2 separate regions of the Homo sapiens genome follow, and region 1 is linked to region 2. Evidence: chromatin contacts called from ENCODE Hi-C or POLR2A ChIA-PET data. All regions are on one chromosome and are shown on one strand. Each heading gives the region's core, a stretch centred on a gene start or an enhancer-like site at or near the end of the contact. The rest is flanking DNA. Distances are from core to core; before and after follow the strand shown.

Region 1 (5,609 bases), core at 2,973-5,472, 380 kb after region 2:
CTGGAGTGCAGTGGTGCAGTCTCGGCTCACTGCAACCTCTGCCTCCCAGGTTCAAGTGACTCTCCTGCCTCAGCCTCCCAAGTAGCTGGGATTGCAGGCTCCTGCCACCATGCCCAGCTAATTTTTTGTATTTTTAGTAGAGACGGGGTTTCTCCATGTTGGCCAGGCTGGTCTCGAACTCCTGACCCCAAGTGATCTGCCTGCCTCTGCCTCCCAAAGTCCTGGGATTATAGGCGTGAGCCACTGTGCCCAGCCCATTTCTTGAAGGCTATAGGATCACCTGCTTTGAGTGAAATGGGCATTCACTTCAAACAGCTGCTCGATTCAAGTGTTGGTTGAAGCAAGTTGACTTACTCAGTGCCTACTGTGCGCCAAGCTCCAGGCTGGAATGGGGCTCGTGGAGGTAACAGAATCAGCCTCAGGGCCTTCCTGATGCCGGAGAAGGGGCAGAAGAAGCAGGGAGTGCAGGTCCAAGCACCAGGCTGAAGTGGGGCTCGTGGAGGTAACAGAATCAGCCTCAGGGCCTTCCTGATGCCGGAGAAGGGGCAGAAGAAGCAGGGAGTGCAGGTCCAAGCACCAGGCTGAAGTGGGGCTCGTGGAGGTAACAGAATCAGCCTCAGGGCCTTCCTGATGCCGGAGAAGGGACAGAAGAAGCAGGGAGTGCAGGTCCAAGCACCAGGCTGAAGTGAGGCTGGTGGAGGTAACAGTATCAGCCTCAGGGCCTTCCTGATGCCGGAGAAGGGACAGAAGAAGCAGGGAGTGCAGGTCCAAGCACCAGGCTGAAGTGGGGCTCGTGGAGGTAACAGAATCAGCCTCAGGGCCTTCCTGATGCCGGAGAAGGGGCAGAAGAAGCAGGGAGTGCAGGTCCAAGCACCAGGCTGAAGTGGGGCTCGTGGAGGTAACAGAATCAGCCTCAGGGCCTTCCTGATGCCGGAGAAGGGACAGAAGAAGCAGGGAGTGCAGGTCCAAGCACCAGGCTGAAGTGAGGCTCGTGGAGGTAACAGTATCAGCCTCAGGGCCTTCCTGATGCCGGAGAAGGGACAGAAGAAGCAGGGAGTGCAGGTCCAAGCTCCAGGCTGAAGTGAGGCTGGTGGAGGTAACAGTATCAGCCTCAGGGCCTTCCTGATGCCGGAGAAGGGGCAGAAGAAGCAGGGAGTGCAGGTCCAAGCACCAGGCTGAAGTGAGGCTGGTGGAGGTAACAGTATCAGCCTCAGGGCCTTCCTGATGCCGGAGAAGGGACAGAAGAAGCAGGGAGTGCAGGTCCAAGCTCCAGGCTGAAGTGAGGCTGGTGGAGGTAACAGTATCAGCCTCAGGGCCTTCCTGATGCCGGAGAAGGGACAGAAGAAGCAGGGAGTGCAGGTCCAAGCACCAGGCTGAAGTGAGGCTCGTGGAGGTAACAGAATCAGCCTCAGGGCCTTCCTGATGCCGGAGAAGGGACAGAAGAAGCAGGGAGTGCAGGTCCAAGCACCAGGCTGAAGTGAGGCTCGTGGAGGTAACAAGATCAGCCTCAGGGCCTTCCTGATGCCGGAGAAGGGACAGAAGAAGCAGGGAGTGCAGGTCCAAGCACCAGGCTGAAGTGAGGCTCGTGGAGGTAACAAGATCAGCCTCAGGGCCTTCCTGATGCCGGAGAAGGGATAGAAGAAGCAGGGAGTACAGGTCAGCCACTGGGCAGCTGAACTACTCAACTGCTTCTTTTAATAGACAGTTGAAGAGGAAGAACTACTGGGAAGGATCCTTGGAATGAAGCCATGTGATAGGAGGGCTCCCAGACCCTCTGGCAGAACGAGGCCTCCTGTAGACGTTTAGCATTTGCTTCTCTTTCCCAATAGGAAATGCATCTCAGCTAACCAGCTTCTCCACTTTCCCGAGACCTTAGCCGAGTGGTGCACTCATACAGAGAAAAATCAGAGATCCAAAAAAGCGCCACCCCACCTCCAGCTGTGGTGCTAGAAGTCTTTACCCACTCTTCTTCTCCTTTTTTTTTTTTTTTTGAGACAGTCTCGCTGTCACCCAGGCTAGAGTGCAGTGGTGTGATCTTGGCTCACTGCAACCTCTGCCTCCCGGGTTCAAGCAATTCTCCTGCCTCAGCCTCCTGAGTAGGTGGGATTACAGGCACCCACCACCATGCCCGGCTAATTTTTGTATTTTTGGTAGAGACGGGGTTTCACCATGTTGGCCAGACCGGCCTTGAACTCCTGACTTTGTGATCCACTGGCCTCGGCCTCCCAAAGTGCTGGCATTACAGGCGTGAACCATCATGCCTGGCTGTCTTTACTCTTTCTTCTAAGCCACAAAGCACAGCATTGTCCTCAGAGGGGTGATGAGAAGCAGGGGGGCAGGGCTTCCCGGAGGAGCAGGCTGTGGTACCTTGATCGTGCACTCCACCTGCCAGGCAGACACTGAGGCTGGAAGGCCAGACGTGTGAATGAGGCCAGGGAGGGGGACCAGCCTTCCAAGGCACTCCCCAAAGCGCTGTCCATCCACACTCCCGGCAGCACCCCAGGTAATTAGCAGACTGCGAGGAGGACCCGGTTAGATCCCCCAGGGGGCCTGGGTGAAGCAGGACCTTAGCTGGCCCCTGCAGGCTCAGGGGCTGTGGCAAAGAAGGCTGAGATTTCCTCTGGGACTGAGTAAGCCCCAGGAGGCCTCCACTGGGGAGGGTGAGCTGAAGAAAGAAGAGTATAAAGGAGGGACAGGGTTGGGTGTGTGCAGGAAGGGGTCCTCTTCTGTCCACGGAGGGGCCGGGCTGCCTGGGGTTCTGGTCCTGGCACTGCCTCTGCTGCGTGACCTTGTTCCTTCCCTCTCTGGGCCTCTAGTTTTGTCTGTGTGAAATGAGGAAGTTGGATTAGACACCTGCAGGCTGCTAGCCCTGACATCCTGCGGGAGGGAAGGAGGCGTGCTTGGGTGTGTGTGTGTGTGGTGGGTTGCAAGGTGCTTTGGGGAAACTCTATTTCAGGAGCCCTTTACTGGGTGCAGGTCAGCAGGGGAAGTGAAAAGGCCACTGGGCGACAGTGGTTACCCCTTACCAGCTGCTTGCTCATGCCAGGCACGGTGCTGGGTCCTTAGACGCACAGTCTTGAATCCTGACAAGCCCCTGGTGAGACAAGACCTCTCGCTAGAGGGAGGAAATGGAAGCTGAGAGCTGAACCCACTTAAGGCCTGAGGCCACAGAGCCAGGGAGCTGTGGCTGAGGTCCTGTCTGGGTCTGCTTGCGGTCTTGGTCATTGAGCCATCAGAGCAGGCGAGAAATTGGCTCCACGGAGTCGGGTGTGCACGAAGCATCACTCTGGATTATTTTTCAGAAATGAGTGTAGTCCTCATCCTGCCTGCTTGGAAGGAAAGTCCAGCTCAGCCATCACCAGGACTACCCCTTTCCCTCCCCCCTATCCCTGCCTCCCTCTCCGGAAGTCCTCAAAGGTGTCAGGAATCTCAGGTGAAGCCCACCGCCGGGGAGGGCCCTGTCTTTGTAGCCCCCTCCCCGTTTCCCGTCACGACTTGTCTGTTGCTCGGACGATGCTCTGTGTGCCACCGCGGCTCCCAGGCCACTCTTGGGCGTGGGGCCTTTGTCACGTTTGAAGCTTTCTGAGGTTCCCAGTGCATCCTCATGACCCACACCAAGCTCCTTCCTCCTTCCAGCCATGCAGGTCCCTTCCCCAGAGTCACCTGCATCTGCCTCTCTCCCTCCCTCCAAGCCCTCGCTGGAGGCCCTCGCTGCATTTAGAAAACAGGAAGGTGGGGCTGTGTTCAGGCAACTTCTGCTTTCAGTCCAGTGACCCAGATGTCCCCAAGAGGGGGGAACAACAAAGGCCTGGCCGCCTGGTTGGAATGGGGTCAAGAGAGGCGCACAATGAGGATGGAAGGTGAACGCACGTCGCAAGGAAGGGCCCTGTCCTCCGTGTGGCCCACAGGGCTCTGCTGTGGGACTGTCCAGCTGGAGGGTTGGATGGACTTGAGGATGTGTCTGAAGCCACTTACACGGTCGGCACAGACCACTCTAATGCAGGCTGGAGGAGGAGGGGGAGTGGGGTGGGAAGGGCAGAGCTGGGGCTGCCCTCTGGCCTCTGTCCCAGGTGCCCACGGTCTGCAGTCTCCCCATAGCCTTCCCACACCCCCACCCCTGATTCTGGCTCTGTGACTGAATTCTTGACCTGGGCCACCGGTGCCTGGTGGGTGGTGGTAGGGAACCGGGTTCAGCTGCTGGAGCCCAGCCAGAAATCACGTCAGCCGAACGCGCACCATTTCCTGACTCGGGGCACTGCAGTTTGGGCTGGGCAGACAGCCTGGAGCTTGAGAAGAGAAAGCCCGTATTGACCAGCTCTCTCCCGCTCCGTTTCCCCTCCGGACTCTGGCAGGGCCTTTCCTTGGCTCGGTGCCCAGCTGCCTGCTCACCCGGCCTGGCAGACTCTGCATCTGCTCCACTTCACAGGCCGGGGAGGCTGGCAGCACGCCAGGGCTGGGCTCACGTCAGCGGCTGTGTAGGGAAGGGAGGGCAGTCTCCCGAGAGCCTCACAGCCTCGTGGGCTGAGAATAGGTGAAGTCAGGGCACCTCTGTGCAGAGGGAAGGCGGGGTGTGGGGCCCGTCCCACGCCTGGGCGACCCCCATGCAGCGAACCTCGAGGCCGTCACTCTAAAGCTCAGTCTCACTCAGGGTGCCAGAGGTGCGCGCCCCACCCTCAGTTCCTAGCCTGGGCCTAGGACTGGCTGACCCCGTGTGTGGGGCCAGGGCTCCCGAACACGGGTCCACCGGCTGCACGAGAGTTTCCGGGGGGCCCTACCCTTCCGATTCGGCAGGTTTAGGCCAGAGCCCATGAACCCAGTCTGTATTTTTAAACACCTGAAGCAATTTTGAAGCAATTCTGATTTATGGCCGAGCTGAGGAGTCAGGCTTGGGAAGAGAACCCCAGAGACGGGTCGGGAGAGGTCTGGATGCTCTGTTCCTCTGCGGCTAATCACCTGTGGGACTTGGGGGCTTCTCTGTGTGTCTCTGGGCATCTGTTTCCTCATCAGGGAGAACAGTTCTCCCTGTGCCTTCTCAGTAGGATTAGCGTCACGGTCGAATGAGGTCACGAGATGCCATCTCCCGGGCACTTGTATGGCATTAAAATTAGGGTCCCAGCCCTGTCCAGTCATCTTGCCAAACCTGCTTCTGGCCTCCAGGAATGCAGATGAGAGGCTGCGGATGGCCCCACACCGTCCGGCCCCACTTCTAGGAACAGGGTCAGGGCCTGTGCTGGCGATGCTCACAGGAGTATTTTGTTTGTGTTCTGGGAAGAGGAGGAGGGAGAAGGTGAGTAGCTTTGTAAGGAGCGTGGCTCCCGTAGGGGCAGCGCTCGTCTCTTCCCTCCAGGTCCGTACCATGACTCTGTTTCACTCAGGTCTCTGTCACTGCGCGGGAAGATGTGCCCACCTTTGGTCCACCTCTGCCCAGTCCCCCCGTTTTCCAGAAGGTAGGACACTCTTCCTTCTGCCCCTCTCGCATCCACGATGCCAGGTCTCAGTGCTTGAGTAGCAATGGTTGGGATGGAGCCAAATTCAGGCTGGGAACATTAGGGAGCTCCTTTTGCAGGTTTTGGGGGGAACCTCCTTTCTTGGGGTCTCTCCCCACCTCT
Region 2 (5,510 bases), core at 2,934-5,433:
AACATTCTTGTAACTGTAACATTCACCTTAGAATGGAAATGTACAGATTGTTTATAAACATCAGATTCCTATCTAATTCTCTTTACTTTTTGTGACTTTGTTGTAACTTAACTCAGTATCTTATAATATTTTGGTTTGATTCTTTTTTGATTATCTAAAAAATAGATTATTAGGTAGGAACATTAAGACTTAAAAGTGAATAAACAAGTTTTATGTCTCTTTTCTGTTGGATGCTGGTTGTCTGTGCTGTTTAAGTTTTTGTCTGGTTTTAAAAAGCTTGTAGAACCAGCATAACTAAGAAAGTAGCGTGGCCGGGCGCCGTTGCTCATGCCTGTAATCCCAGCACTTTGGGAGGCCGAGGTCGGTAGATCACAAGGTCAAGAGATTGATACCATCCTGGCCAACATGGTAAAACCCCGTCTCTACTAAAAATACAAAAATTAGCTGGGTATGGTGGCGCGTACCTGTAATCCTAGCTACTCGGGAGGCTGAGGTAGGAGAATCACTTGAACCTGGGAGGCAGAGGTTGCGGTGAGCCGAGATCACACCATTGCACTCCAGCCTGGGTGACAAGAGCAAAACTCTGTCTCAAAAAAAAAGTTGCTTTTACTTTTCTAACTGAAATTCAGATTTTAATTCACTAAATTGTAGGCAAAACATCTTTAATTCTTTACCAGCTTTTTTAAAAAATAGATTTTTTCCTTTAATAGATTGTGTACAAAACTAAAGATAATTGAATAAAATGGCAAAAATTGTTGAAAACAAGAGTATATCTGTGATATGAATAGTCATACATATTAATAAAAATCTTCTGTCTCATAAATGAATTTGAAAAAATGCTGTTATTTTGAAACTACCTTTTTTTTTTAAGTTGAGGTGTATATGTGCAGGTTTGTTACATAGGTTAAGCCTAGTACCCATTCGTTATTTTTGCTGATTCTCTCCCTCCTACCATCCTTCACCCTCCGAAAGGCCCCAGTGTGTGTGGTTTCCCTCTATGTGTCCACATGTTCTCATCATTTAGCTCCCGCTTGTAAGTGAGAACATGCGCTATTTGGCTTTGCAATCCTGTGTTAGTTTGTTAAGGATAATGGCCTCCAGTTCCATCCATGTGGAATTACTATTCTAAACATCTGGTAACTTGCAAGGTGTCATGGAACCCAGCTTATCAGGAAACATTGCTTAACAGATTCTTGAAAGCAACTGGCCTGAAAAGATACTTAGTTCTTGACTGAGAATAACTTCTGCCTTGCTTCATTGCTGCATCTGGAAAATATTTGGATTAAGAGCCATAATATATAATACGTGCTATTCAAGCATGGTAGATAATCTGTCTTTTTTTTTTTTTTTTTTTTTTTTTTTTTTTTTTTTGAGACAGGGTCACCCTCTGTTGCCCAGGCTGGAGTGCAGTGGCGTCATCTCAGCTCACTGCAACCTCTGCATCCCAGGTGTTGCCCTCCCACCTCAGCCTTCTGAGTAGCTGAGACTACAGGCGTGCGCCACTATGTCCAGCTGATTTTTGTATTTTTTAGTAGAGATGGGGTGTATGTATTCGTTCGTTTTCACGTTGCTGATAAAGGCATAACCGAAACTGGGAACAAAAAGAGGTTTAATTGGACTTACAGTTCCACATGGCTGGGGAGGCTTCAGAATCATGGCAGGAGGCGAAAGGCACCTATTACATTGTGGTGGCAAGAGAAAAATGAGGAAGAAGCAAAACCAGAAACAAGATAATCCCATCCGATCTCGTGAGACTTATTCACTATCACGAGAATAGCATGGGAAAGACCAGCCTCCATGATTCAGTTACCTCCCCCTGGGTCTCTCCTGCAACACGTGGGAATTCTGAGAGCTACAGTGCAAGTTGAGATTTGGGTGAGGACACAGCCAAACCATATCATTCCACCCCTGGTCCCTCCATATCTCATGTCCTCCCTTTCAAAACCAATCTTGCCTTCCCAGCAGTCCTGCAAAGTCTTAACTCATTTCAGCATTAACCCAAAAGTCCACAGTCCAAAGTCTTATTTGAGACAAGGCAAGTCCCTTCTGCCTATGAGCCTGTAAAATGAAAAGCAAACTAGTTACTTCCTAGATACAATGGGGGTATAGGTATTGGGTAAATGCAGCCATTCCAAATGGGAGAAATTGGCTAAAACAAAGGGGTTACAGGGCCCATGCAAGTCCAGAATCCAGCGGGACAGTCAAATTTTAAAGCTCCAAAATAATCTCCTTTGACTCCAGGTCTCAGATCCAGGTCACGCTGATGCAAGAGGTGGGTTCCCATGGTCTTGGGCAGCTCTGCTCCTGCGGCTTTGCAGGGTACGGCCTCCCTCCTGTCTGCTTTCACCGGCTGGCCTTGAGTGTCTGCAGCTTTTCCAGGCGACAGTGCAAGCTGTCGGTGGATCTACCATTCTGGGGTCTGGAAGACAGTGGCCCTCTTCTCACAGCTGGGACTCACAGTAGGGACTCGTATGGGGGGCTCTGACCCCACATTTCCCTTCAGCACTGCCTTAGCAGAGGTTCTCCATGAGGGCCCTGTCCCTGCAGCAAACTTTTGCCTGGGCATCTGGACGTTTCCATACATCTTCTGAAATCAAGTTGGAGGTTCCCAAACCTCAATTCTTGACTTCTGTGAACCCACTTGCTCAACACCACGTGGAAGCTGCCAAGGCTTGGGGCTTCCACCCTCTGAAGCCACAGCCTGAGCTGTACGTCAGCCCCTTTCAGCCACAGCTGGAGTGGCTGGGACACAGGGTACCAAGTCCCTAGGCTGCACACAGCATGGGGACCCTGGGCCCAGCTCATGAAACCACTTTTTTCTCCTGGGCCTCCAGGCCTGTGATGGGAGGGGCTGCTGCCAGGAAGTTCTCTGACATGGACTGGAGACATTTTCTCCATAGTCTTGGGGATTAACATTAGGCTCCTTGCTTCTTATGCAGATTTCTGCAGCCAGCTTGAATTTCTCCCCAGAAAATGGGTTTTTCCTTTCTTTTTTTTTTTTTTTTTTTTTTCCCTGAGAGGGAGTCTCACTCTGTCGCCCGGGCTGGAGTGCAGTGGCATGATCTTGGCTCCGCCTCCTGGATTCATGCCATTCTCTTGACTCAGCCTCCCGAGTAGCTGGGACTACAGGTGACCACCACCACACCCGGCTAATTTTTTGTATTTTTAGTAGAGACAGGGTTTCAGCATGTTAGCCAGGATGGTCTCAATCTCCTGACCTTGTGATCTACCCGCCTTGGCCTCCCAAAGTCCTGGGATTACAGGCGTGAGCCACTGCGTCTGGCCAAAAAATGTTGTTTTTTTTTCTATCATATAGTCAGGCTGCAAATTTTCTAAACTTTCATGCTCTACTTCCCCGTTTTTTTTTTTTTTAAAGATGGAGTCTTGCTCTGTCGCCCAGGCTGGACTGCAGTGGTGCGATCTCTGCTCACTGAAACCTCCACCTCCTGGGTTGAAGTGATTCTCCTGCCTCAGCCTCCAGGTAGCTGGGATCCCAGCCACAGTAGCTGGGATTAGCCACCACTCCTGGCTAATTTTTGTGTTTTTAGTAGAGATGGGGTTTCACCATGTTGGCCAGGCTGGTCTCGAAACTGCTGACTTCAGAGGATCCGCCCACCTTGGCGTCCCAAAATGCTAGGATTACAGGCGTGAGCCACTGCCCCTGGTTGCTCTGCTTCCCTTTGAAAACGAAATACTTTTCAAACACCCAGGTCACCTTTTGGATGCTTTACTGCTTAGAAATTTCTTTTGCCAGATACCCTAAATCATCTTTCTCAAGTTCAAAGTTCCACAAATCTCTAGGGCAGGGGCAAAATGCTGCCAGTCTCTTTGCTAAAACATAATAAGAGTCACCTTTGCTCCAGTTCCCAACGAACTCCTCATTTCCATCTGAGACCACCTCAGCCTGGACCTTATTGTTCATATCACCATCAGCATTTTTGTAAAAGTCATTCAACAAGTCTCTAGGAGATTCTAAACTTTCCCAGGTTTTCCTGTCTTCTGAGCCCTCCAAACTGTTCCAAACTCTGCCTGTTACCCACTTCCAAAGTCACTTCCTCATTTCCGGGTATCTTTTCAGCAATTCCGCGTTCTACTGTTACCAGTTTACTGTATTAGTTCGTTTTCTTGCTGCTGATACAGACATACCCGAAACTGGGAACAAGAAAAGGTTTAATTGGACTTGTAGTTCCACATGGCTGGGGAGGCCTCAGAATCATGATAGGAAGTGAAAGGCACTTCTTACATGTCAGGGGCAAGAGAAAAATGAGGAAGAAGCAAAAATGGAAACCCCTGATAAACCTGTCAGATCTTGTGAGACTTACTATCGCAACAATAGCACAGGAAAGACTGGCCCCGTGATTCAGTTACCTCCCGCTGGGTCCCTTCCGTAACACATGGGAATTCTGGGAGATACAAGTCAAGTTGAGATTTCTGTGGGGACGCAGCCAAACCATATCACCTGGTTTCTCTGTGTTGCCCAGGCTAGTCTTGAACTCCTGGGCTCAAGCGATCTGCATGCCTCGGTCCATCAAAATATTGGAATTACAGGCTTGAGCCACTGTGCCCGGCCTCTGCTGACCTTTTAAATAAAGCTTTGGCAAGTGACAGTTTGAGGTTAGGAACCATTGATAATTGATGAATTACCGGATAAGTCTTTATTTCTTCCTTCTACATCTGATAATAAATCCGATGATTTCCATTTTCATGTCATTGCGCCTCTACTGTTAACATATAATTATTTATACTTTCTATTTTTTTTTTTTTAACTCTTCCACTTTCTCTTTTTGTGGTGGGGTACTTACCCTAGCAATAAACACATTGTTGTCTTAGATGCTGCATTGGATAGCAGATACGTGGATATAGTATTAGACTAGAGAATGCTTAAGAATTCTGCATTCCAAAAGCATACTAAAGCCTCTGTTTCTAGTGCTTAAGCAACAGTGTCCTTGATATCAGTCTAAGAAAGTCTGGATATTGACATGCAAATGAAAAAATCAGACTCTTTGAATTTTGTTTGTCATATATGCAAGTAGCTTAAAAGAATATTGGAATACTGCCAAAATACATTTCAAAAATATTAAATCTTCTTATTCGTTATTTTGACTTTGGAAAGATTTGTGAACCCCCTTAAAATACATGCAATATTTTGTTTATTTTCATATGTGCTTCTTTGAGAGGAAAGATCTTAGCTTTCATTATATTCTCAAAGGAGTCCAGTAACCTCAAAAAAGGTTAAGAACTTCTATACCAGGTAGTATGAAAATATTGCCTGATTTATTTGTACTGTTGGTTAATGTAGATTGTTCGTTGCAAAATATTCTAAACTCTTTCTTTAAAAAATGTTTACTCCATTTAAGAACCATTTATTAGAGGCTGGGCATGGAGGCTCTTTCCTGTAATCTCAGCACTTTGGGTGGCCGAGGTGACAGAATCGCTTGAGCCCAGGAATTAAAGACCAGCCTAGGCAACATAGCGGGACCCCGTCTCTAGCGGAGGTTGGGGGTAAAAAG

What was found. Hi-C counts contacts between places; a loop is a spot of excess contacts on that map. ChIA-PET counts read pairs that join two places held with the same protein, here RNA polymerase II (POLR2A). Pooled maps may share reads with other maps.
Region 1: a pooled map shows a loop between it and region 2 (5-fold over the local background). The contact joins two enhancer-like sites. A Hi-C loop is called at or near these places in 2 of 50 pooled maps. POLR2A ChIA-PET finds 5 or more read pairs at or near these places in 2 of 52 experiments (activated T-cell and naive thymus-derived CD8-positive, alpha-beta T cell).

Annotation. Positions count from the first base shown.
Region 1 is chr17:2,999,994-3,005,602 of GRCh38, forward strand. RAP1GAP2 (RAP1 GTPase activating protein 2) reads left to right here. Exons shown (of 25, transcript NM_015085.5): 15 at 5,376-5,447. Among named protein-coding and RNA genes, the nearest start is that of RAP1GAP2-AS1, 37 kb to the left of the region's middle. RefSeq lists enhancers at 2,546-2,715, 3,626-3,755, 3,926-3,975. Within about 2 kb of position 4,223, at least 37 of the 41 ENCODE cell types and tissues checked have a DNase peak (open chromatin) inside an H3K27ac peak, as active enhancers do.
Region 2 is chr17:2,620,273-2,625,782 of GRCh38, forward strand. The region is part of intron 1 of PAFAH1B1 (platelet activating factor acetylhydrolase 1b regulatory subunit 1); the gene reads left to right. Among named protein-coding and RNA genes, the nearest start is that of PAFAH1B1, 29 kb to the left of the region's middle. Within about 2 kb of position 4,184, at least 5 of the 41 ENCODE cell types and tissues checked have a DNase peak (open chromatin) inside an H3K27ac peak, as active enhancers do.